Regions from separate parts of the Homo sapiens genome. Here regions 1, 2, 4 and 5 are each linked to region 3. The links are chromatin loops, found by intact Hi-C in ENCODE. Cell type or tissue: A673. All regions are shown on one strand. Region 1 overlaps LINC01433 (long intergenic non-protein coding RNA 1433). Region 2 holds the start of PRND (prion like protein doppel). Region 3 has its middle 41 kb from the start of SMOX. Region 4 has its middle 94 kb from the start of PRNP. Region 5 has its middle 79 kb from the start of PRNP.

Region 1 (5,000 bases), 88 kb after region 3:
TTCAGTTCTTGAGAATTGCCTGTCTAATTAGTGGTCTGCCAAACTTAATGGTAGAGTTACAGAAGGCTGTATTCTTTATAATGACTGGCTGGGCTGTTTGTTGAGACTCCTTATTTGTGTAGGACAATCAAGCCATCAACACGCAGGCAGAGTTGTTGCTCTACTAAGGTGGCAGCCAGGACATCTAATCTTGTGTTATGTATTTAATATTAAAAAAGGGGGTCGTTCACTGCCCTGTTTCATACTGTTCAGCTTGAGACTGGTAGGTACAAAAGTCTTCTCACTTCCCATGATTCTAGCGGTGATTGTTTAACACCGATTTTGCCAGAACGTTCAAAGCCTGGATCTCTCTCAGAGAATGCAAAGTGTTAGGCACATTTTATTTCTGCAAACTCTGTGTTTGTGCAATTTCAATGCGTTGGATTGGGTATTCCCTCTCCATTTCACTGTAGTCCCAGCTACTCCCTTTTGTCTTAGATCTGCTACCATCCCACTCCCATACATGGGGCACATGGGGTTACACAGCTGTCTTTCATCCCCAGTTCAAGGTCATGTGGCCACTTTATTATGCCTTGAAGCTCTTTCTTCTCTTCTATGAGCTACTTGGGTGTGCTTTCTGTTACTTGAGCCATTGGTTCCTCCTCTTTTGCTCAAATTAGTTTGGGTTAGGCTTCTGTCACTTCTGATCAGTTCAAACTAATTAAAATTGGTTCCAGGACTGGAGTTTTACATTTGGTCTGTCATTTCACTGGGTCTCTTTCTAATACCCTCAACTCTCTTACCCCCTGTTTTGTTAAAGCCAATTGACACAATTCCAATCAGCATTCAGTCTACAGCTACGGCTGGGCCACCATCAGTTGCTGCTGGAAAAAAACAGAGCCACACCTGCTGGCCGAAGCAAAGCAAATAACAACACTGCCTGCAGAATCTTTCCAGGGACTTAACATATTTAAAGCAGAAATTCTGCTTCTTCCTAAATCTAATCTACCCTTGGTCTTCCACATTTGAGTAAGTGGTACCACCATTTGGCCCAGGGCAAACACCTGGGCCATCATCAACTCCTTTTTCTTTCATATTCCACATCTGATCATCAGATTTGCAATCAGCAAATCTTGTTGGCTCTCCCTACAAAACACATCCTGAGTCTGATGACTTTGAGCCTCCTTCACCGCTCCTCACATCTCTGCTGTGTATGGCTGCAACAGCCTCCTAAGTGGGGTTCCTTTTTCCACGACTGTCCCTTTTAGCCTGTCCTCTACACAGCAGCAGCATGATCCTTTCAAAATATAAATCCAGCCACGCCACTTCCCTGGTTCTTAGTAACAACCATCATGCTAACGATCAAAGGTGATTTCCAACATCCTATGTGATCTGTCTCCCTGGGTCGCACCTCCTCTCCACCCTCTCCTTCCCTTTACCCTGGCTGTCCTCCTTAACTGAAATGCCCCCGTACCCCAGATATTTGCAAGGCTCTTTGCTGCTGCCTTCAGATCTCTACTCAGATGTCACTTCTTTGGGAAGACTTCCTGAGCAAAAGACTTCCTTGAGCACCTTGTTTCCACAGCCTCCCGCACTCTCTGCTCTCTCATCCTGCCTGTTTCTTCATAGTCCTTCTCTTTCCCCGATGTTTTTGGTTTTGATGTTTATGTGTTTATTTATTTTCCCTCAACCCCGAATGTAAGTTCTATGTTCACTTCTGCACGTCCAATGAGTCCAAAATAGTGCCTAGCATAATAGGTTATCAATAAATATTTGCAGAATGAATAAGCAAGGGATTGAAGAAGCCAAGATAAATGGTGGAAATCCGGAGGACACCCCTCTCCACCATCATTTGTCAATAGGCAATTTGGTCTCTTGCTTCATAGACAAAATAGAAGCCACCTGGAGGCAACTTCCTCACCCATCGACAAGCTCACCAGCCTTCATGCCTGTCCTTTGGAGCTTCCCTGCAGACAGTGGCAGGTAAGGCTTCTGCCTCTCCTAGGCTGACCCTCCACCTGTGCTTCCCATGCCTCAAGTGCAGGGACGTCGCCTCGTCCTTTCCGTCCCCTATCATTCTACTTCATCCTTTCTACCCACATTTCACTATGCTCATGTCTTTCCCATCAGCCACCTTCCTCGGGAACCACCTTCCTGGGCCTCTCCTTCAGTCAAGCTGCACAGCAGCATTTTCTACACTTGCTCTGGCGGCATCCTCACTGTCATGCACTAGCGGTTGTTGGTGAGGTTCTTCAGGCTGCAGATGGAGACATGGGAAGGGCTGGACTGGCTCCCCTTCTCACTGTGGCTGGGCAGGGTAGGGGGTACCCCGGCTTCCAGGATCTCTGGAAGCAAGGACAACCTCAAGGGCTGATCCACATCCTCTGGTGCCATCTGCCGCCCAGATGGGGACACAGCCCTCTTGCTGCACCGAGAAAATGTGTGTCCTGGATTCTCCGTGAGCTTTTCTGAATTAAAACAAACAACATAAAATCATGGGAGTGCCTTTAATTACTGTTGAATAAGTGAATAAAATAAGATTATAATATTCTACAGTATCATTTATTTTTCATTCTTAACATTATAAAGAGGGCTTGTTGGCTGGGCGCGGTGGCTCACGCCTGTAATCCCAGCCCTTTGGGAGGCTGAGGCGGGCAGATCACCTGAGGAGTTCGAGGCCAGCCTAACCAAGATGGGGAAACCCTCGTCTCTACTAAAAATACAAAATTAGCCGGGCATGGTGGCGCATGCCTGTAATCCCAGCTACTCGGGAGGCAGAGGCAGGAGAATCACTCGAACCCGGGAGGTGGAGGTTGCAGTGAGCCGAGATTGTGCCATTGCACTCCAGCCTGGGCAAAAAGAGCGAAACTCTGCCTCAAAAAAAAAAAAAAAAAAAAAAAAAAAAAAAAAAAAAAAAAGAGGGCTGGTGGCCCCCGAGATGAGATATTTACTTTTGTTCAATTGTTCATTCTTTTGTTCATCTATCAGACTTTTAATGATTTCCTTTTGTATGCCAGGCTACGTGCTTAAAAAAAGAAAAGCTTCACTATGCTTTAAGACACAAGTTCAGTAAATAAATAAGAAATGTGTGCTTAGTTTGTTCCCTAAGGAAAGCTGGACTTACGGGTTGTATTTGTAATAGTTGTGTGTGTGGATTAAGTAATGTGGGTGTGAGGAATAAGTCACAGGTGTGGATATATCTTATGTGTCCTGTTAAATCTGGCTTCCTAATGGGAACAAAATAAGGTCTTATTTAAAAAATTAGTAAACATATTTATTGGAAGTATAATTGTGTACAATAATACACTGATCACGAGGCTGGGTGTGGTGGTTCATGCCTGTAATCCCAGCACTTTGGGAGGTGGAGGCGAGTGGATCACCTGAGGTCAGGAGTTTGAGAACAGACTGACCCATGGTAAAACCCCATCTCTACTAAATAGAAAAATAATTAGCCAGGCACGGTGGCGCATGCCTGTAATCCCAGCTACTTGGGAGGCTGAGGCAGGAGAATGGATTGAATCCGAGAGGCAGAGGTTGCGGTGAGCCGAGGTTGTGCCATTCCGTGTCAAAAATAAATAATAAATAAATAAAAATACATGGATCACGAGTGTACAGCTTTATAAATTTTGAACCTACCTATGTAACTGGCACCCAGATCAGGAAACAGAAGTATCCCTTTGTTCCTCCTGCCACAGGCCCTCTCCTCCCAAGGGCTACCATTATGTTGACTTCTAATGCTTTAGTTTAACTTGTGCCCATTTTTGTACTTCATGTAAACATGACCCATTTGGTTTCTTTATCTTACCTGGTTTCTTTATTTGGTTTCTTTAGCTTGTGTCTGTGAGGTCCATCCATGTTGTTTCATGTAGCAAGCATTTGTTCACGCTTACTGCTTGATCATATTCCATTGTGTGATATGCCATGATTTGTGTATCGTTTCTCCTGGTGATGGACACTGGAATTGTTTCAAGTTTTTGGCTATTAAAAGCAGTGTAGCTAGCTGAGTGCGGTGGCTCATGCCTGTAATCCCAGCACTTTGGGAGGCTGAGGTGGGCCGATCACGAGGTCAGGAGTTCAAGACCAGCCTGGCCAATATGGTGAAACCCTGTCTCTACTAAAAATACAGAAATTAGCTGGGTGTGGTGGCATGTGCTTGTAGTCCCAGCTACTCAGGAGGCTGAGGCAGAGTAATTGCTTGAACCCTGGAGGCGGAGATCGCAGTAAGCAGAGATCACGCCACTGCACTCCAGTCTGCGCGACAGAGGGAGACTCTGTCTAAAAAAACAAAAAACAAAACAAAACAAAAAACAGTGCAGCTACCAACATTCTAGTATTAGTCTTCTGGTGAATATACGTATATGTGTATATATATGTGCATTTCTTTTTTTTTTTTTCTTTTCTTTTTTGAGATGGAGTCTTGCTCTGTCGCCCAGGCTGGACTGCAGTGGTGCAATCTTGGCTCACTGCAACCTCTGCCTCCCGGGTTCAAGCAATTCTCCTGCCACAGCCTCCCGAGCAGCTGGGATAATGGGTGCCCACCACCATGCCCAGCTAATTTTTGTATTTTTAGTAGAGACTGGGTTTCACCATGATGGCCAGGCTAGTCTCGAACTCCTGACCTCAAGTGATATGCCTGCCTCGGCCTCTCAAAGTGCTGGGATTACAGGCGTGAGCCACCGTGCCCGGCCTATATATGCATTTCTATTGGATCTATACCTAGGAGAAGAACGGACGGGTCACAGAGTAGGAGTGGTTTAGCTTTGGGAGTTCAAGGTATAATGGCTCCAAGCTCCCACATTCCACACTAGCAGGAAGTGTAGATTTCTCCCTGGTTCTCCTCCAAGGCTATTGACACTGAGTCATTATGCATCTTAGTTCTCTTCTCCCTGAGAAAATTCACCTGAGCCTCCTTCTAGTTAATCTCACCACAGCTGGCCTCTGGGGGTTCTGCAGCCCTCATTTCTATCAAAGCATCTTTGGAAGGTTCTTGGGGCCACCACAGATACCAGGCAGCCAGCACA
Region 2 (5,000 bases), 610 kb after region 3:
GGCAAACACATGTGAATGAAACACAGTCCTTCAACTTCTATGAGCTCAGCAGAATGTGTGAATGGGAGGCTCCGGTGACTACAGTAATAGGCTCTGTGCCAAGTGGCAAAGGAACCACATGGAGACTCGCGGCTGGGTTTGGGAGCAGAAGAGTGGGCAAACCGTAAAGGAGGGTGAATTTAAGATTTTAAAAAAGCCATAGTCCAAATTCTAAAATAGTAAAAGCTGAAAAATAGGCATATTCTATGACCCAGCAAATCTACTCCTGAGTATATATTCAACAGAAATATGGGCACCAAGAAGAACATGCAGGAATATTCATGACAACACTATTCATAAGATCCCAAATGAGAAACCGCCCAAATGTCCATCAACAGGGAAATGGATAAGTAGGTTGTGGAATATTCTTACAATGGAATGAATGATCTATAACTACACACAATGTGGGTGAACCTCAAATACGTAATTCGAGCAAAACACAGACACAGAAGATTATATTCTATATAATTCTATGTATATGAAATACAAAACCAGGCAAAACTAATCTATGGCATGGGACTCAGAAAAGTGGTCAGCATAGGGGAGGGAATTGTGGCGTGAAGAGGCCATGAGGAGCTTGGAGTGTGCTGTCATGCTCAGTTTCCTAATCTAGGTGCAGGTTACAATGGTGTATTTGGTTTGTAAAAATACATAATGCTGGGCCGGGTGTGGTGGCTCATGCCTGTAATCCCAGCACTTTGGGAGGCCGAGGCGGGTGGATCACGAGATCAGGAGATCCAGACCATCCTGGCTAACACGGTGAAACCCCATCTCTACTAAAAATACAAAAAATTGGCCGAGTGTGGTAGCCCATGCCTGTGGTCTCAGCTACTCGGGAGGCTGAGGCAGGAGAATCGCTTGAACCTGGAAGCCGGGGGTTGCAGTGAGCCGAGATGGCGCCACCGCACTCCAGCCTGGGTGACAGAGTGAGACTCCATCTAAAAAAAAAAAAAAACCATAATGCTGGACATTGCAAATATGTGCACCTTTGTGTGGATCTCAGACTTGAATAAAAAGAAAAAATTAAGTATGTCTATTGTCTTAGTCCATTCAGGTTGCTATAATAAAATATCATAAACTGGGTGGCTTATAAACACCACACATTTATTTCTCACTGTTCTGGAGGCTGGCAAGTCCAAGATCAAGGTGCCAGCAGATTGGGTGTCTGGTGAGAACCCACTTTGTGGTTCATAGATGGCCATCTTTCACTGTGTGCCCACATGGCAGAAGGGACAAGGGAGTACTCTCAGGCCTCTATTATAAGGGCACTAATCCCAATCATAAGGGCTTCACCCATATGACCTAATCACCTCCCAAAGATCCACCTCCATTACCATTACCTCGGGGGTGAGAATTTCAACATATGAGTTGTTGAGGGACACAAGCATTCAGACTGTAACAGCTGTTTAGGTAGCTACACAGCTAAATAAGTATTATTTTCCAAATCACATTTCAGCGATTTCTCTACCATTAGGCCATGGGCCAGCAATGGAACCTGGCTTATCCTTCTTGTGTTCTTCTTTTCCTGGCACAAATATGGTTGGTAATCTTGCCAAACAGTAATCTCCCTGGTATAGTTAATTTGGCCTGCTAGGTTATATCCAAACGATCACTGTATTCACCTATAAATGCTCTCAAACTGGTCCAAGGTCTAATCAAAGCTGGAAATTGATCAAATAATGACCCATTCATGCATTCTAGAATTCAGCCATTCCCTGTTGCGTTTTTAGAAACTGGCATAATTTTCTATTATTTACGCGATCTAGAGAACTATGTCATAGACCCCTGCATCATAGAACACCCAGATCTGTGGTCTCCATCTCATTCTTCCTGCTTTCTCAAAGATGATCTACACACAGTTCTATTTCCCAGACTATATAATATAATCCACTTTATGTAACATAGTGTAATTCACTTGGCCCTGGTCTCTCAGTTCTTTTGAAGAAATGAATGTTCTCACACTAATTCCTTGGTCTGTTTGTCGATCTTTACAGGCAGGGAGGGAGGATGCGAGGCAGCATTGGGTCGGCTCCACATTCTCCACATCTGCTTATTGTTTTCTTGCCTTGTTTGCAGCTTCCAGAGCTCCTCCCTGCTTCTGTAGCAATTTCAGTCTTCCCCATTCCTCTGTGCCTTTGTAAACAGCCTTTTGTTCACTAACAAGAGGAATCTGCTGCCACGTCAGCTCTAAACCAACCTCCCACCATTCTCTGGGTAAAGTCCTGCTTAGAAAGGGAATAGGAAGAAGAGGGGTGGAGGGGGTTGGAGATGATTGTGTCTAGTGGGAACAGGCAGGGGGATAGTGCACAGAGTTCACAATGGGACAACGAGCCTGCCGAGGCTGCACTGCCGGCCTGGCTGGGTGACCTTGAGCCTATCTGGGCCTGTGAGCTCACCATGCAAAGGAGCTGGACCACAGAATTCTGAGTCCTTTCTAGCTCTAAACACTGTGGCCCTAAGTATCTATATGTGAAACAAAATTGTCCTGACATTTGTCTCTGGGTACTGAACTATTAGGAGATTTTGATTTTTTCATCTCCATTTTGCAAACAGTCTGTACTAAGATTACACTACTGTGTTTCTGTTTTGTGTGTATTCAGAAGCACAAAAAGTCTGTGGTTCTAGAAAGGAAATAGAAAAGTTCTTAAAAAAAAAAAAGTGGGGAAGTGAAACAAATGTTAAAGTCAGAGGAGAAAGAAAGGCCCAACCGGAGGCCCCAAATCCACCCAGAGCCCAGAAGCCCGGGTTTCCCACCGACCGGCTGCGGTCTTTGTCAGCTCTCTGGCGCTATCTGCTGTCCTTCTCGATAACAACCGTTTAATTTGGTTTGCAAAATTGCTCTGACGCAAATCCACCGTGAACACTGACGGGGTCACATTCAGCATAAAAATCGCATTCTGTTTACAGGAAAATCTGGCCCCATACTTGCTCCCATATTCACTTTTGACTTTGCCTTGCAGTACTAACTGTAACAGGGACACCTGAGCAAGTCCCTTCTGTATAAGGCCCAAAATGGTCACCCAATACCAATGAGTCTCTTGCTTTGGAAAGCCCAGGAATGCACCTCCAGCCCCTTCTGCGCAGCGCTCGGACACCATGTAGAGGAGAAGGCACTCTGCAGAACTCGCCCTCAGCCCGCACCACCTGTCCAGGGGACTGGCTGCGTGTCAATGTGTCTCTGCTCCCGGGGTTCCCGCAGATCTTTAACTTATTGGCCTTTGGGCTAATTCAGTCCTTCAAGCATTCCTCGCCCAACATGCCAGGAAGTCTTCTCACGTGTCTTCCACCCCATACCTACCAGTTCTGTTTTCCCACTACCCGATGAAAGTGTAACCGCCCCCCGGCGCCCCCCCCCCCCACCACCACACACACACCCTGTTGGTCCCATCCTCAGGGCGTGGTGGTCCAGGTGAACGCTTGCCCTCTTTTTGAGCTGAACCTCCCCACAGAGGCTGTCAGCAAAGACTGCTTTGCTGTCCAAGGCCGGCCTTTAGGTACAGGACACTATGCATGTCCAGCGAGGCTTGTTGAAGCCACATCTGTCATAGATATTGATGGGAAAAGCATTTTCCTTCTAACACATCTCATTCCAATTCTAAAAGGCACCTCTGAAGCCTTGCTGAACTTCATCAAGATTTTCACGTGGTTTCCTTAGTAAAGTGTGATGAGAAGGTCCATCCTTCTCAGGATGAAGGAGTGGTCCAGGAAGCCCTGATTGGTCTGCCGGGGAGGGAAGGGCTGCCTTATTTGGAGACCTGCAGGAATGCCACCTCCCCCGGCAGCTCCTATATAGCTGGGCGGACCTGGCTGCCAAGAGGGTGTGCTGGGGGACTGTGCAGCTCGAGGCTCCAGAGGCACACTCCAGAGAGAGCCAAGGTACGTGGGGGGCCACTTCTGTGGTCAGGACTGCTGGTTTCTTATCAAGGCTCGATCCCAGATTGAAAATCATGCAATGATTTCTTTACTCCCACACCTGGGGATGGGTCCCAAGTTCAGGGTAGACTTGCGAGGATACCCAGTCATCACTGGGCTTGCCTTTCTCTAAGTTGGTGCTATAATAAAATGCTACTTTAGGGTTTGTGGGTTGGGATTTTGTTTTGCCTTTAAGCTTCTGCCTATGAAAACTAATCTCTTTCTCAAGAATGCTGTGCTTTTATTTTTTTTATTTGACTCACCTGAAATGATCTATTATGCCATTAATCTTATTTAAGATTTCTCCTTAAAAAAGGAATGATGTGGAGTATGGCCCTATTTAGGAGACTAATGAATATTTGCTTCATGCTTGGATCTCTTTGGAGAAAGTCAGTCTGAGTTCACTGTGCTCAGGAGGCAGAGAGAGTGGGGTGAGGGGGTCCAGATGCTCATAGCCACCCTGGGACAAAGACGAGGCGATGTCTACAAGCAAGGAAAGGTCAGTGAGGCCTCTTTGCAGGCTTCTAGAGATGACTGGATGTGCTTCTAGAGATCACTTCAGCTGTGTTTTGCCTTTTTTTTTTAATATAAGGAGCAATGTGGCATCAGAGTTGAACATTTTATCAGAGGAACATTAGCCACTTTTAGGGAAGCTGCAGCAGGGTGGTGGAGGGTGTGTGAGGGGCGAAACAAGCTCCCTGTCAGCCTCCTCCAGCTCTGGGGCCCCATGGCCTCACAGTAAGTCTTTGCCTAGGAGACAGCTTAGGCAAGCTCCGGTATGGGAACTCCTTCCATTTCCCTAATCCACACAGGCAAAGACCCAGGTGCTAGAATGCCCTGACAGTCGGCCTTGGGAAGTGGATTTCCTTGATGGCTATTGTAGATTCAGGAGCCGAATGTGACAGGCAACCTTAAGGTGTGGGGTGAGGGGCTTTTCCATGACATCAGTGGCAGCCCTTCGGATGTCCCAGGGCCACCTTGACCCGGGACCCTCCTGGTGTTCCCCCAGGCCCTCCTGTCTTCCCTTTCATCTCGTTTTCTCCGAAATT
Region 3 (5,000 bases):
AGCAGCACAGCTCCAAACACAAACGAATCAGCGGGCAGAGGCGCAGAGGGCAGGTCGCCAGCAGGCAGCAGAGCCAGTTCACAAGCCAAAGCGAGGGAAGAGAGACCCCTGCCATCACGGTCACTGCCCACATGCCCTGCTTGCTGTGCCAACTGTTGGGGTCCATTGTGCCTCTGTGGGATGACCACATGTGTTGGGGTATCGAAGAGTGTGTGTCATGACATCTGCAATGGGCATTTAAAAGTTGCAACCTTGGCCAGGCGCGGTGGCTCACGCCTGTAATCCCAGCACTTTAGGAGGCCGAGGTGGGTGGATCACCTGATATCATGAGTTTGAGACCAGCCTGGCCAACATGGTGAAACCCTGTCTCTACTAAAAATACAAAAATTAGGTGGGCATGGTGGTCGGTGCCTGTAATCCCAGCTACTCGGGAGGCTGAGGCAGAAGAAGCACTTGAACCCGGGAGGCGGAGTTTGCAGTGAGCCGAGATTGCACCACTGTACTCCAGCATGGGGCATAAAGCGAGATTCTGTCTTTAAAAAAAAAAAAATATTGCATCCTTAAGGCTTTAGGCAGGGGAGGGATGAGGCTGAAGAGGGCCAGAGAAAACCCTCTCAGGCGCTGCAGTGGGGCAGAGGGGATGGAAGTAGGAAGCGCATAGGGAGAGAAGATGAGTTTGGCTAACCATCTTCATAGTCCAAGGAGATTGAGAAGCTCTTGCTCTGTGGTGGTGCGGGGGAAAGGCAGCAGAGGAGAAGGGCTGAGAGCAAGACTCACTCACTCACGATTGGGAGCAGCACAGCGCCTACTGGCTCAAAAAAAGGCCAGCCATGGTGGCTCACACCTGTAATCCCAGCACTTTGGAAGGCTGAGGCAGGAGTTCCCAGTGCTGGGTGAGCCCAGGAGTTCAAGACCAGCCTGGGCAAGATGGCAAGACCCCAACTCCACAAAAAATGTAAAAATTAGCCAGGGATGGTGGCTTGCCTGCAGTCCCAGCTACTCTAGAGGCTGAAGTGAGAGGATTGCTTGAGCCCAGGAGATCGAGGCTACAGTGAGCTGAGATCATGCCACTGCACTCCAGCCTGGGCAACAGAGTGAGACCCTGTCTCAAAAAGAAAAGAAAGAAAAAACCCACAAAAAACCTTGGCTTGGGGCCAGGCATGGTGGCTCACACTTGTAATCCCAGCACTTTGGGAGGCTGAGGTGGGCAGATAACGAGGTCAGGTTTTCATGACCAGCCTGACCAATACGGTGAAACCCCGTCTCTATTAAAAATACAAAAATTAGCCGGGCCTGGTGGCAGGCGCCTGTAATCCCAGCTACTTGAAAGGCTGAGGCAGGAGAATTGCTTGAACCCAGGAGGCGGAGGTTGCAGTGAGCCAAGATCATGCCATCGTACTCCAGCCTGGGCGACAGAGTGAGACTCCGACTCAAAACAAAACAAAACAAAACATGGCTTGGACCTAAATTATGTCCCACTGAATTGTGTGTCTTTGTTGCAGCATAAGCTATGACTGATGCTAGGCTTGGGGGAGCAACTCTTACTGTGTGGCGTTTGGTGTGGGTCTCAACCAGACGTCGGCCCCAGATCTATAGAGCCCTCAGGGAGGGAACTAATTACTACTCAGACTACTTGAGTTCAAGAAGCAACTGGGCCCATTATTTAACCCCTGTGTGCCTCAGTTTCCTTACCTGTAACATGAGGGTGTATCAGTTTGCTAGGGCTGCCAGAACACAGTACAACAGAATGGACTGCTTAAACAACAGAAATGTATCTACTCACAGTTCTGGAGGCTGGGAGTCTGAGCTCAAGGTGTCTCAGGGCTGGTTTGTTGGAGGCCTTTCTCCTTGGCCGATAGGCGGCCACCTTCTCCCTGTGTCCTCACAGGATCTTCCCTCTGTCTGTGTCTGTGTCCAAATTTCCTCTTCTTAGAAGTACACCAGTCATATTGTATTAGGGCCCATCCTAGCAGCCTCATCTTAATTACCTCTCCAAAGACCCTATCTTCCAATACAGTCACATTCTGAGGGACTGGGGTCAGGACTCCAATACATGAATTTGGAGGGGGACATAAATCAGCCCCTAACTGGAGGATAATATCAGAATTTATTCCTTCGCAAACTTGTAGAGTTGATTGAATTAAGACACGTAAAGTGCTTAGAACACTAATAGAAAATGCTTTTTACTACTACTATTATTGTTATTTAGAGACAGCATCTTGCTCTGTCACCCAGGCTAGAGTGCAGTGGCATGACCATAGCTCACTGCAGCTTCGAACTCATGTCCTCAAGCGATCCTCCTGCTTGGTCTCCTGAGTCGCTAAGATTGCAGGCGTGCACCACCAAACCCAGCCTGTTTGTTTTCTTCCTTTCTCTCTCTCTCTCTCTCTCTCTCATTCTTTCTGATAGAGTCTTGCTCTGTCACCCAGTCTGGAGTACAGTGGCGTGATCACAGCTCACTGCAACCTCCGCCTCCCTCAAGTGATTCTCCTGTTTCAGCCTCCTGAGTAGCTGGGATGACAGGCACGTGCCACCATGCCCAGCTAAATTTTGTATTTTTAGTAGAAACGGGGTTTCACCATGTTGGCCAGGCTGGTCTCGAACTCCTGACCTCAAGTGATCCACTGCCTTGGCCTCCCAAAGTGCTGGGATTACAGGCATGAGCTACTGCGCCTGGCACCCAGCCTGCTTTCTATTGTTTAAGATGCAGAAATGACGTATGAAAGCGGGGCAGCCACTTTACAGGTTTCCCCAAGCTCCTGCCTCCCCTGAAATTTGGCTCCTTTGAGTCCTAATGGTTCTCGGACCCCATGCCCTCAGAAGCCTTCCCTACTTGCTTCAGGCGCCTCCCTTCTGAGGTCACAGCTCTGAGGCCAGGATCCTCTGTAACCGCCTTCTCCCCACGAGGCAGCCTGATTGCGTGGCCCCTTGAAAGCAATTAAGCCTGTGGTTTTCAAACTGTGGTCTCCAGACCATCAGCATCACCTGGAAACTCGTTAGAAAGGCACATTCTTGGGCCCACCCCATACCTCTGTGTTAATAAACCCTCCCGCTGATTCTAATGCGTGCTCCAGGCTGAACAAGAAGGTCCTCAGTGAAGGAATCAATTCTGCCGAACTACCGCTTGGGGACAGCACAGGACCACAAGGTAACCATGGCTGATGAAAAGCACCCGCAAATTGCAAAAGCCTCTCACTGCCCTTCCGGCCTCCAGTGTTGCTGTAAGCCCCCTTCAGTTCTCCCCACATACCCTGCATGACCTCTGGAAACCTCATACCTGATGGTGTCACTGGTTCAGAATTCTTCAGCAGCTCCCTAGGACATGAAAGGTCCTTCATTTGCTGAGCAGTATCTCCTGCCAGGTGCATCTTGCACGGGCTCCTCTCTCTCTGTCTCTGTACGTTCCCTGGGGTCGGACCCACCTGGGTTCGAATTTCAGCCCTGCCATTTACCGTCTGGGCGTGATGTGGGCAAGATACATCATTTTGAGCCCCTCATCTATGAAATGGGAGCAGTTAATAAGACTTTTCTCATGGGGCGGTTATGAGAGTCGGAGACCTCATGTATAAAGAGATTTTAGCCTAGGATCATGCAAACAGTAGGTGCCTGATATGCAGCAACTCTGCTTCCCCATCTGCACTGCCAAGTGCAAGAGGCAGTTGCCCACAGGCCCATCTCCGTGCCGGGTGTAGTAGGTGCTGTCTGAGTCCCACCAATCCTCTGACTTCGTGGCTTCCATCTGCCAGAACCTGTGTGTCTTTGCCTGGGGCTTTCTCTGGCTGCTGGTATCCACTGTGGTACCAGGGCCATAAATCTCTGTAAATTGGGGATGATAATAATGCCTACCTCATGGCACTGTTGGGAGGCCTTGTTAGTACCCTGCGTAGAAGGGGGCCTCAGATGTTGGGGTGCTGTTGGGGTGCTGTCTCTGTAACTCGCCTACCCACAGGAGTAGCCGTATCAGGAATACTGGGCAGTAGATGAAAGACGTGGGCCTGGCTCACATGGTGGCTCTCTGCTCTGCCACCCAGGCCGGCACCTGAGACGCCTGAATTGATGTCATAGGATGTAAGAGGACACCAGGAGCCTGGGGCTGCCAGTAACCCTGGCACCTTGGCAGGGCAGTGAGTTCTTCATAGCCTCTGAGAACCTGGACCATCTCAAGCTGGGGACCTGGAGGTGACTCAGCCCCTCAGCCTGCAGCCTGCAGGGCCAGAGGGACCTGCACTTTCCTGGGTGGGTGGGTGAGGGGCATAGACCTTGTCCAAAGTCACTGTCATCAGGACCCCACTCTTTCTTGTGGTTGCTTCCTGGGGGTTTCTCTGCCCTTTATCTTCATGTTCTGTGTGGGGCTAATCTGGCCCTTGGATGCAGTAGGCATTTATCTATGTGACTTGATGTAAGGGGCTCCAAAAATGCCCCCCGCCCAACCAGCCTAAATATCTCCCTGCCAGACTGTCATACTGTCTGTGCATGAAACCCCTGGCTTCAGCATTGCCCTCTCCCATTTCCTCGTATTGAAATAGGTGGCAAGCTGCAGTCAGGACTGGCAAAGAGCCCTGTGCAAAATGAAAATGGAGGGCTCCTCGTCCAAAAGTTAGGAAGAATTTCAAGGCAACAACAGAAGAGAATTCAACTAAGCACGGGGCCCTGCACTGCTGCACAGGCTGTGCACTCTTGAAGCCAGCTCTGCCTGCAGCCTGAGCTCTTAGCGAGACAGGATCACCTCCTTTCCTTGCACCAGTGAGGAGCCCTGGAGCTGCCCAGATCAAGGACACAAAGACAAAACGAGCCTCTTTACTCAGCTCAGGACAATTGTTGTTTTCGGAGATGGGTGAAGCTCAGGGCCCTCTGTCCAGCTGGCCTAACTTCAGGGCCTCCTGAAATTCCTCTGGGTTCTCCAGGCCCCTGGAGTCCTGGCAGTTGATGGGGCATTTTCTGCCTATGGCCTGGCTGGCCCTGAGCTTGTCCTTACTCTATTGCAGTGTTTGCCTTGCCTG
Region 4 (5,000 bases), 480 kb after region 3:
TTGCGGTTTCCTAACCAGGACCATAATTTGATGTTGTACTTATTAAAGTTTTTTTTTTCAAGCTAGTTTCTCAGTGAAACTTTTCATTAAAAAAGAATTGGAGTTCCTACTCATTTTTGGTTACATTTTTGCTTAGGCTTTTCATACTTTGTTATTGTTACAAATGAAGATTTTCCTTTCTACTTTCCAGGTTATAATTGTTGGCACATAGAAAAACACTTTTCTAAGATATTGCTTTTGTATCCAACCACCTAATTTACAATCTCATTTTTAACACGGCATTTGCAATTGATTTTTTTCGTTTCTTGTGTTAAATTATAACATCTTCAAATAATGACAGTGTTTTTTAAAAAATCCTCTTCTTTTCCAAGTGTTAAAAAATATTATTCCTAACATTTCTTATTAAAATGACCAGAACTCCCAAATTTTCAAATTAAAAGAGTACTCTGCCTTCTGGTTTTTGTTTTAGTGAGAATGCCTGCTGTGATCTAAATGTTGAAATCCTAACCCCCAAGGTGATAGTATTAGGAGATGGGGCCTTTGGGAGATACTTAGGTCATGAGGAGCCCTCATGATTGGGATAAGTGCTCTTATAAAAGAGACCCCAGAGAGCCGGCTATCCCCTGCCACATGAGAGGACACAGCAAGAAGGTACCATCCATGGGGAAGGAGGAGACTTCCTTGTCAGACACCGAATCTGCCAGTGCCTTGATCTTGGACTTTGCAGGCTTCAGAACTGAAAGAAATAAATTTCTGTTGTTTACAAGCTACCCAGTTGATGGTATTTCATTATCGCAGCCCGAAGGGACTAAAGCAATGCCTTTATTGTTTAAATGTCAGGAATGGCATTCACTGTGATTATAGTAGAATGCTGTTATAATAGTCAGTATAAGTACATTGATGGTCCTAGGCAGTGGTCCTCTGCTCCTGGTTTACAATGAGTTTCCTCTCAGTAATGATGACTGAGTTGTAATTGATTATGCTCAGGATTTATTGAGATGACCATATATTTTCTTTTTTTAAGGAAAATTTCTATTATTTTAATTATTTTTATGTACAGAAAACTCAACAGCGTACATTTAACCCAGTTTAGTCGCAAGTTCTTTAGCCTTCGCCTTTTTTAGCTTGGTGATGCGAGCCACAGACTTGGGACCCAGGACATTACCTCCCCAGTGACAGCAGATCTCATCGTATCTGTCGCTGTAATTGGTCCTGATAGTTTCCACCAGCTTAGCCAAAGCTCCTTTGTCTTCCAAGTTAACCTGTGCGAAGGCAGCAGTGGTGCCTCTCTTCTTGTGGACTAGAAGTCCCAGTCTTGACTTCCCCTTGATAAAGCAGTAAGGGCCCCCCATTTTTTATGACACAGGGCAGGCAGGAAGACAACCAGCTAGAAGAAAGCACTAGCTGAAGAGCATATTTTGACCAAAAGCAGTAAATTTCAAAGCTAGCTGGGTAGCAACTGCTCTGGGTTAAAAAGTTCACGTATCTGCCCTTCAAGGCAGATGACTATATATTTTCTAATGTTTCCTATGGGTTTGATGTGTGATATTTAGATTTCTCCATAGCAAGCAATTCTCCCATTCTTGGGTTAGATGCTGTTAGGGGAAGGGTCACTCTGGCAGAGGCAGGTCTGCACACCTGGGTTGTTGCTTTTGCACACACACACCCGCCCCATTTTACACTGCACACCGCAGAACTTCACCGTTTCACACATTCAGAAATGAAGGCCTCCGTGGTGTAAACAAGTTGCCCAAAGCAACACAGCTTCCAGGACGGAAACCTTTGGATTGTTGGTCCAGTCGATTTAACTGTATCTGAATGGTGTTTGATTGCTTGTGTGATCCTGGCTGGGAATATTCTCCTTTCTGGACTTCAGTTTCCCCATAAGACCATATACTCTTCTGTAGACATTCATTCTACAGTCCAGGAGAGTACCTGGAAGGGACATTAATTTCTCTCTCCCTTTTCCCCACGGCCTATGCATTATTGTTTCAAGCCCATCTCCCCCATGGCCCATCTACCCGCAGCCAGCTCTGACCTGAAGGCCGGGTCAAAGGGGTGCTAGGAATTCCAGGTCGGTGATTGGCCTTCTTCTCTTACTCTATGTAGACTCCAGCCTACAATTCCTAGTAGGGAAAGAATAACCATCTCTAATTTGCAAGAGCTCAGGGTCTCGGGTACAGACAGGAACTGGCCCCTGCCAGGGGCATTCCCAGGGCGTTGCTCCTGGGATGGGCAGAGGGACCAGTGGGCAGGCCAGTAATGCCAACATTCAGAGGGTCCTCCTGCGGGCGGGGGCTTCCTGGAGGAGGTGGCCCTCAAGAGGGGCTTGCTTTCGATAGTGGGGGTGTTGTATTCCGTGCGGAAGGACCCTCCCGTTGTGTGGAGGAACCGCACAGTCCCTTTAATGTGGTATGCTGGTACAGTCACTCCATCTTGACGCCTAGCCCCACCCCCAAACGTTTTCAAGCCAAAGCAAACAGAAGCAAGGCCCAGGTTTAAACTTAAGAGGCTGCCTTCAGATTTTGTTTACTTATCCAGATTTGCAATCTTTCAGGACCCACCAAGGCCAGTTTCTTTTTCAGACTTTGCACTAGGCTATGAGGGCAGGGGGTGGCGGGCAGGGCAACGTCCCATACCGTCTAAATCGCGCCCATACGCTGCCACCTGGGAAAGGGGGCAGAAAGGGGCGGCGGTGCTCTAAAGTGAGGCGGAGCTGGAGGGCTCTGAGGAAATGCCCCGGGGCACCCCCTCCCCAAGGCAGCCTGGAGTGGACGCGCGGCTGCCAGGCTTCCCGCGGAGGACGCGACCCCGGCGGTGCCCGAGGCTGGCGCGCCCTCTCGCGGCCACGCCGGGAACGCCGCCGGCTGAGACCCTCGCGTCCTCGGAGAAGCCTGTGGTTGGTTCCAGCCTAGGCCCGGCGGGCAGCAGCCCACGCTGGGTGTTTGAGGGCAGTGAGGAAAAGGACCTGTCTGCAGAGATCGTCTCTGCTGCAGTCCTTCTGCAGTCCACGCTGGGGAATGCCCTGGTCAGCGCGACAGAGTCCTCCGCTCTCCCCGGCATCCCCTGTCCAAGCATTTCTCCTCTGCCCCCAGCTGTCAGCTACCCCTCCCCTTGCCTCTTTTGCTCGACTCCTTGAATTAACTCAGCCTCGTAGGGGTGTTGATGACTGCTTATTCCTCCCTTTACCTCTAGCCCAGCAGGATATTTCACAACTTTCCTCCAAAGCAGCGGTCAAGATCTGAGTTAGCTCCACGGCTTGCTGACTCTCCTCATGCTCGGGTTCCTCATCTATGAAACGGGGATAACTGTAGTATCTGCGTCCTGATTTGGTGTAAGGTTAGTGAGTTACTACGTGTGTAGCAGACCCGTGCCTCCACACATTCCCTCGGTGCCCCTCCTTCTTCCTGTGCCCCTGTCCTCTGCGTGCCTTCTCTGTGGGGAGACAGCCAGCATCTTCTTGCTTCTCTGTTGCAGGGCTGTCCCAGGCTGCTGGAGCCTCCCTGGACCACATGCAGCAGCCTGGAAGTGCCAGGGATCAGGGGACGTATTTACCTATATTAGAGTTCCCCAGAGAAACAGAACTTATGGGATTACATATATACATGTATACATATGCGTGTGTGTATATATACGTATATGTATGTATGCATGTGTGTGTATACATATATATGTGTGTGTACATATATATATATGAGAGAGAGAAATCGATTTATTATAAGGGATTGCCTCATGATCATGAAGGCTGACAAGTCCCAAGATCTGCATTGGCAAGCCAGGAGATCCCATGGTTGGTTCCAGTCCTAAAGCTGCCAGGCTCAAGAGCCAATGTTTCAGTCCAAGTCCAAAGGCAAGAAGCAAGTTGATGTCCCAACTTGAAGGTAGTCGGGAAGGAGAAATTCCCTCTTAATTGGAGGACGTTCCACATTATTGTTCTATTCAGGCCTTGAGCGGATTGGACAAGGCCCACCCACATTGCAGAGGTCAATCAGCCTTACTGATTTAAATGTTAATCTCATCTAAAAACACCCTATCACAGAAACACTCAGAATGTTTGACTAAACATCCAGACAACCTGCGACCCAGCCAAGTTGGCACATAAAAGTAACCATCACAGCCCCCGAGGGCAGATCTTCATCATGACAGGTGGTTGGGGAAGCAGGAGCCACACTGCAGCTCCACTCTGCACTCTCGCCTGGCCTCCTTCCCTTCCCAGTCCCAATTCCTCACTCCCTGGGTTTTCCTGAGGCCTACCCCTTAGTAAATTACTTTCAAGTGAATCTTCCTTCAAGGGTAGGAATCTGCTCCTTGACATTCCTTATTCACCATCCTTCTGCCCGGGTTGGACGGATCCCCTCCTGGTGCTGGAACAGTCTGTTCCTTCCACAGGATGCTCAGAATGTAAACCATCATTGCAAAGACTGAGGCTTCACAAGGAAGATTCCTTCAAACTCATGGTAAAACATAAACTGAAAACATGAGAAATTGCATATTTTTCTGCCCATCTCCTGGGCACACAGAAGGACACAAAGAGCTTGGCTCCTCACATCACCTTCATGGGCACTTTATCAACGATAACATGAGAACAAGTCTGGCTGATAACAGGATTACGTGATTGTAATTAGATGGATAATTATTCACACGTGGAAGGGTTTGATGACTGGGTCTTGAGAATAGGAGCTATAAATACACATATTAGAAAAGGATTCCATTAAAAGTGAACCTAAAGCAATTGAAAAGCTTCTGATGGATCATTAGCCATTTAAAGAGATTTTTGTTGCTAATGTGTCACTCTTTTCACCTTTTACTAAAAAGCTTCAAAAAGGAAATCAAAGCATCTGACATTGTAATGTAAATCAATGGGGAGAAGGCATTAAATTTATAAAAGTTCAGTTTTTATGCAGCTTCTCCTAAACCCAGCTGTGATACAAATTGAAGTCTACTTTGTGTACATTGGCATAAAATGAGGTCCATTATAAACATATATTTTAGTAAATTCA
Region 5 (5,000 bases), 500 kb after region 3:
TACTGAAAATCATGTTAACGGGGCCATCCTCTTATTTTGCACACATCTTTATTTGTCCTTTTTGCTTCTCACTTATCTCTGGTGCTTGGAACCAATCCATCATTTTTTATGGCTTCTGGGCTTTGTATCATACTTTGAAAGGCCTTTGTGCCTCTGAGGTTATAAAAGAATTCTCTCTTGCTTCTATCACTTTTATGAGTTCCCTTTTTAGACTCCTTTTTAGATTAAGTCTGACCCATCCAGGATTAATTTTAGTGTAATATAAAAGGTATAGCTCTAATTCCACATTTTTCCAAGTGGCCTCTCAATTCTCCAAATCCCCGGATTTCAATGATCCTTATTTTTCCCCTATTGATTTAAAACTCCACCTCTATTATGTAGTAAAATTCCATGTGCATTGGGTCTGATTCCTTAACTTTCTTTTGCAAATACCTTCCATCGATCTGTCTAATCTGTTTAAATCATTATAATTTTGTAACATATTCTAATATTTGGTAGCATTGTTCTGTCCTTCATTATTCTCCCTAGAGGTTTCCTAGTTATTCTTTTTTTAAATAACAAATAATAATTGTACATATTCATGAGGTACAATGTGATGCTTTGATGTACGTATACACTGAAACGATTAAATCAAGCTAATCAACATATCCATCACTTCACATATTTCTCATTTTTGTGGTGATAACATTTGAAGCTTACTCTCTTAGCAGTTTTTAAATATACAAGACGTTAATTGTAGTCACCACGAAGCTATTCCTGAATGTTTATTTTTTCCATGGAAACTTTAAAAGCAATGAATCTAGCTCCTCCAAATCAAGTTTCTATTGATTTTTTTGTTAGTCACCCTAAATTTTTAAATTAACTTGGGGAGATTTTGATGGTATTGAGTTTTCCCATCCAAGAACAGGGTCTGCCTTTCCCTTTGTCCAAGTCTCTGACTTCTCAGAAGCATTTTTGAAGTCTTAGGCAAATCGCTTTTCACATTAAATGTAAGCCTATATCTTCCATCTTTTTTACCGGTATGGTAAATGGGGCCTCTTCTTCCACTGTATCTTCTAACTAGTTGCTATTTGAAAGCTATTTTGTTCCATATGTTAATTTTGTACTTGCCACTTTACTGATTACCTTGCTATGTGTAATATTTTTTCATTTTATTTTCTTGGATTTTCTGGGTACACAATTGTAACACCATCTCAGATGTTGATGATTTTCCTCCTCTTTTCTAATTTTTAAACTCCTAAAATCATTCTTTTTTGGTTAATTGCATCGACCTTTAGAATATTAAACAGTACAGTGGTAGTGGATGGCTTTTCTCATCCCAAACTTATATGAAGATGCTTCTAATGTTTTCCCATTAAACGCGATGCTCATGTCTGGGTGGAGATGGATGTATTTTATACCACTAAGGATGTGTCCAGCTCCACATTGGGTAGCAGGTTGGTTCTTGGTTTAAAAGACATACTTTCTATCTGGTTAAGGAAGAATCCATCACACCTATTTGTTTTTCTTGTTTTTTCAGACAGGTTCTTGCTCTGTTGCACAGGCTGGAGTGCAGTGGTGCATGGCCTCATGTGATCCTCCCCCTTCAGTCTCCTGAATAGCTGGGACTACAGGAACACGCCACCTTGCCTGGCTAATGTTTCTAAATTTTTGTAAATATGGGGTCTTGCTGTGTTGTGCAGGCTCATCACACCTGTTTTACGAGAACTTTAGGTTTGGGACTAGATAACATTTAGTTAATTAGAGCTTCAGTACCCATCTACCAACCATAAGATATTCATAATCTCTTTGAGCTTCAGGTAAAATGTGATAATACGTCCCTTCTAGAACACTGTAAAGTTTAATTGAGAAGGAATGAATGGAAGGCACCAACACAGTACTTGACACACAGCAAATGTGCAGTAAGTGATAATTCCTTCCATTCTCATTAACAGTATAGGGTTTGTTTTGTTTTGTTTTGTTTGTTTGTTTTTGTTTTAGTTTTCTTGAGATGGAGTTTTGCTCTTGTCTCCCAGGCTGGAGTGCAATGGCACGATCTCGGCTCACTGCAACCTCCACCTCCCGGGTACAAGCGATTCTCCCACCTCAGCCTCTCGAGTAGCTGGGACTACAGGCACATGCCACCATGCCCAGCTAATTTTTGTCTTTTTAGTAGAGATGGGGTTTCACCATGTTGGCCAGACTGGTCTCAAACTCCTGGCCTCAAGTAATCCGCCCACCTCGGCCTCCCAAAGTGCTCGAATTACAGGCATGAGCCACTGCACCCGGCCTACAGGGCAGTTCTTTTTGGTTTTCATTCTTTTCGCTTTTTTAAATGAAAGCAAGTTTATTGGGAAGTAAAGGAATAAAAGAATGACTACTCCATCAGCAGAGCAGCCCTTTCTGGGTTTTCTTAATGTGACCATGATGATAATTTTCCTTGCATCCAAACTATAAACTCTATTTGGTTAAAATATATAAATATCACTAATCCACATAAAATATTAATCTGATTAATAAAATACAATTTTATATTTTTGCCAATTGTGAGATTCTCAGATTGGTCCCGTACCTTTTACTTTTGGCCTTGGCCGATTTTTTAACTTAAAACATGTTTGTGTCATGATTTTTTTTTTCCGTGTTTTGGAACATTTACTGTGCTACTGTCTGGGAGTGGGTGGGTAATTCTCACCCACGGTGGGATCTTGAATTCCTGACCACTTTGGAATGTGTTGACCCTGCACTGCTTTTACTCAACACTAGGGGGCAGCATTGTAAAAGAAACCTGGCGATGCTTCTCAGTAGCACCATGAAATGTTAACCGGATTAGAGCCTGAGTTAAAACGCTCTTGAAGGAGTTTAGTCTTTGCCATTTCAGTCTATTTCAGAGGCCTCTTCATAAAACTGTGGGTGTATCGCCGGGTGAGGTGGCTCGCGCCTGTAATCCCAGCACTGTGGGAGGCAGAGGCGGGCGGATTACTTGAGGTCAGGAGTTAAGAGGCGCCTGGCCAACACGGAGAAACCCCATCTCTACTAAAATACTAAAAATACAAAAATTAGCCGGATATGGTGCGAGCTTGTAATCCCAGCCACTCGGGAGGCTGAGGCACAAGAATCGCTTGAATCTGGGAGGTGGAGGTTGCAGCCTGTGGGACTGAGAGGGAAAAAAAAAAAAAACTGTGAGTGTGCAAAAAGCACTCAGTAAATGGTGTGGACTAGCACAGCCACCTCTCTCACCTCCTTCACGTTTTGATTCAAATGTCCCTGACCAACCTGTATGAAACTGCAGCCTGCCCACTGGCCTCACCTCCCCATCCTTCTTACCATTCTCTACTTCTTTCCATAGCATTTAACAAGTTCTAACATTTTAATTTCCTTATTTATTATGGCTTATTGTGTCTCCCCACTTTCCCCCTAAAATCTAAGCTCTACAGGGGCATCGTCTATTTTGTTCAGTGGAGTACCCCAAGTGCTTAGAACAGTGTCTGGCACAAAGTAGATGCCCAAATAGTTCTTTGTTAATGATGTGGAATTTGTCATGACAGTGGTGAGGGTGGTGGCAATGTCTGAGGTAGGGGCAGTGGAGGTGGGGAGGCTGGTGACAGGGTGGAGATAGGGGTGATGTGGCAATTGTCATGATGCTTACTGTACTGTGGTTTGGTCAGGGTCCTCCGGCAAGTTGGAATCTAAGCCTGAGGCTGGATGAGGATTTCTAGAGATTTCACAAGGGCTTATCACCATGTGAGCACACACAATGGGTTCCTAGGCGAAAGTGGGGGAAACTGTTCACACTCATACATGCATGCATACACACACACATGCATGTGCACACACACATGCACACACACACGTACACACACACACACAAGTCTGTATTCCTGGCCCTCCAACAAAGGTGCTGTACAAGGGAGTGATGGAGGAGCTAGGAAGGTTGACCAAACTATCACTTACCGAGCTCATCATGCAGGTTTGTTCTTCTAAGAAAGGATTCCCTATCACCATATTGCAGGCTCTAAGGTGAAGAAACACATTCAAAATCATGCCTGGAACCATCACAGTCTAGCCTGGTGAGGAGGTTGCAGGCAGGGCCCCTCCTGACATGGACAGGGCACAGGGCGAGATGATCAGTGAGCAGTTACCACATATCTAGATAATTACAATGATAAACACACCTAACAGACTATTAAATAAAACATGTCTATCCTCCTCCATTAACAAATACACCCTCATGAAGCCCTGCAAGGCTGCTGGACTCTCAGAATTCCACACCAGGACACGGCAGCCCGGGGAGAAGCCCCCAGCTGCCCACTTCCCTCATCCAACCTCTGAGGGGCACCGCACAAAAGATACCCCAATTTGCACATCCCAGCTCTATCCACACCCTCCACAAGAACGCTGACCCTTGGGCCCCCTCGGGCCGAGGGCTGTGCACAAGGATAGTGCTGGCCCCTTGGGAGGACAGGCCCTGGGAGGCAGCCATGGCAGGTCCTGGAAAGCATGCTTAAGGCTTTGGGGCTGGGAATTCTAGCATCCCAGGCACCCAGAGCAGGGGCAGAAGGAAGAGGGCAAGCTCTGGCCAGATGTGCTCTGGGCTGATGGGCCCCTCGCACCCTGGGGGAAACGCCAGTTAGGAACCTCAAAGTCCGACACCTGGGGCAGGTGCAGGTCTCCTGACTGCAAGAACTACCGGGACTACTGTTGTTCTGCAGGGCTTACAAAGCGCATCCCTGTTCAAAGAAAGTTTGAAGAATGAAGTCAGTGGTGGGGTCCCCTATAGCTGGGGAAATAGAGAAGAAGAAAGGACCTTGGCAGGAAGTAGCCCAGCCATCCCTAGCAGCTGAGAAATTCCCTCCACCAGTTGGCACCCTCCTCCCCCAACACTTCTCAGGCCACAACAGAGGGAAGAAAGGCTGGTCTCAAAGCACACCTCCCTGGGCCTGTGTGGAAGGCTGGCAGCCTCTGGCCCTGGCCCATTTCCTCCTCCCATTAACATAAGGGGCTCTTGGCTTCCGCTGGAGGTC

What was found. Peaks named below come from ENCODE experiments on the same cell type or tissue, not always from the same donor. Only the 100,000 strongest peaks of a DNase experiment are listed, where the experiment ranks them.
Region 1: it touches region 3 in a loop (7-fold over the local background); 10 of 110 quality-filtered maps call a loop at or near these places.
Region 2: it touches region 3 in a loop (9-fold over the local background); 15 of 110 quality-filtered maps call a loop at or near these places.
Region 4: a loop joins it to region 3, with 9 times the contacts of the local background. A loop is called at or near these places in 68 of 110 quality-filtered maps.
Region 5: a loop joins it to region 3, with 8 times the contacts of the local background. A loop is called at or near these places in 68 of 110 quality-filtered maps.

The regions. Positions count from the first base shown.
Region 1 is chr20:4,193,417-4,198,416 of GRCh38, forward strand. LINC01433 (long intergenic non-protein coding RNA 1433) reads left to right here. Exons shown (of 3, transcript NR_033917.1): 2 at 1,866-1,962; 3 at 2,110-2,537. Among named protein-coding and RNA genes, the nearest start is that of LINC01433, 2.8 kb to the left of the region's middle. RefSeq lists a silencer at 1,820-2,001. In A673, a CTCF peak has its summit at 2,394 (motif pointing left); a DNase peak (open chromatin) is centred at 2,375.
Region 2 is chr20:4,718,055-4,723,054 of GRCh38, forward strand. PRND (prion like protein doppel) reads left to right here and starts at 3,855. Exons shown (of 2, transcript NM_012409.4): 1 at 3,855-3,915. RefSeq lists an enhancer at 2,558-2,777. In A673, a CTCF peak has its summit at 2,838; a DNase peak (open chromatin) is centred at 2,807; H3K27ac peaks cover 750 bases.
Region 3 is chr20:4,105,686-4,110,685 of GRCh38, forward strand. No RefSeq gene overlaps it. Among named protein-coding and RNA genes, the nearest start is that of SMOX, 41 kb to the right of the region's middle. RefSeq lists enhancers at 3,174-3,726, 3,727-4,278, 4,612-5,000. In A673, a CTCF peak has its summit at 3,110; a DNase peak (open chromatin) is centred at 3,136; H3K27ac peaks cover 883 bases.
Region 4 is chr20:4,589,914-4,594,913 of GRCh38, forward strand. It overlaps the pseudogene RPL7AP12. Among named protein-coding and RNA genes, the nearest start is that of PRNP, 94 kb to the right of the region's middle. RefSeq lists a silencer at 2,800-2,949. In A673, a CTCF peak has its summit at 2,865 (motif pointing left); DNase peaks (open chromatin) are centred at 2,568 and 2,788; H3K4me3 peaks cover 355 bases; H3K27ac peaks cover 1,946 bases.
Region 5 is chr20:4,604,683-4,609,682 of GRCh38, forward strand. No RefSeq gene overlaps it. Among named protein-coding and RNA genes, the nearest start is that of PRNP, 79 kb to the right of the region's middle. In A673, a CTCF peak has its summit at 2,717 (motif pointing right); a DNase peak (open chromatin) is centred at 2,789.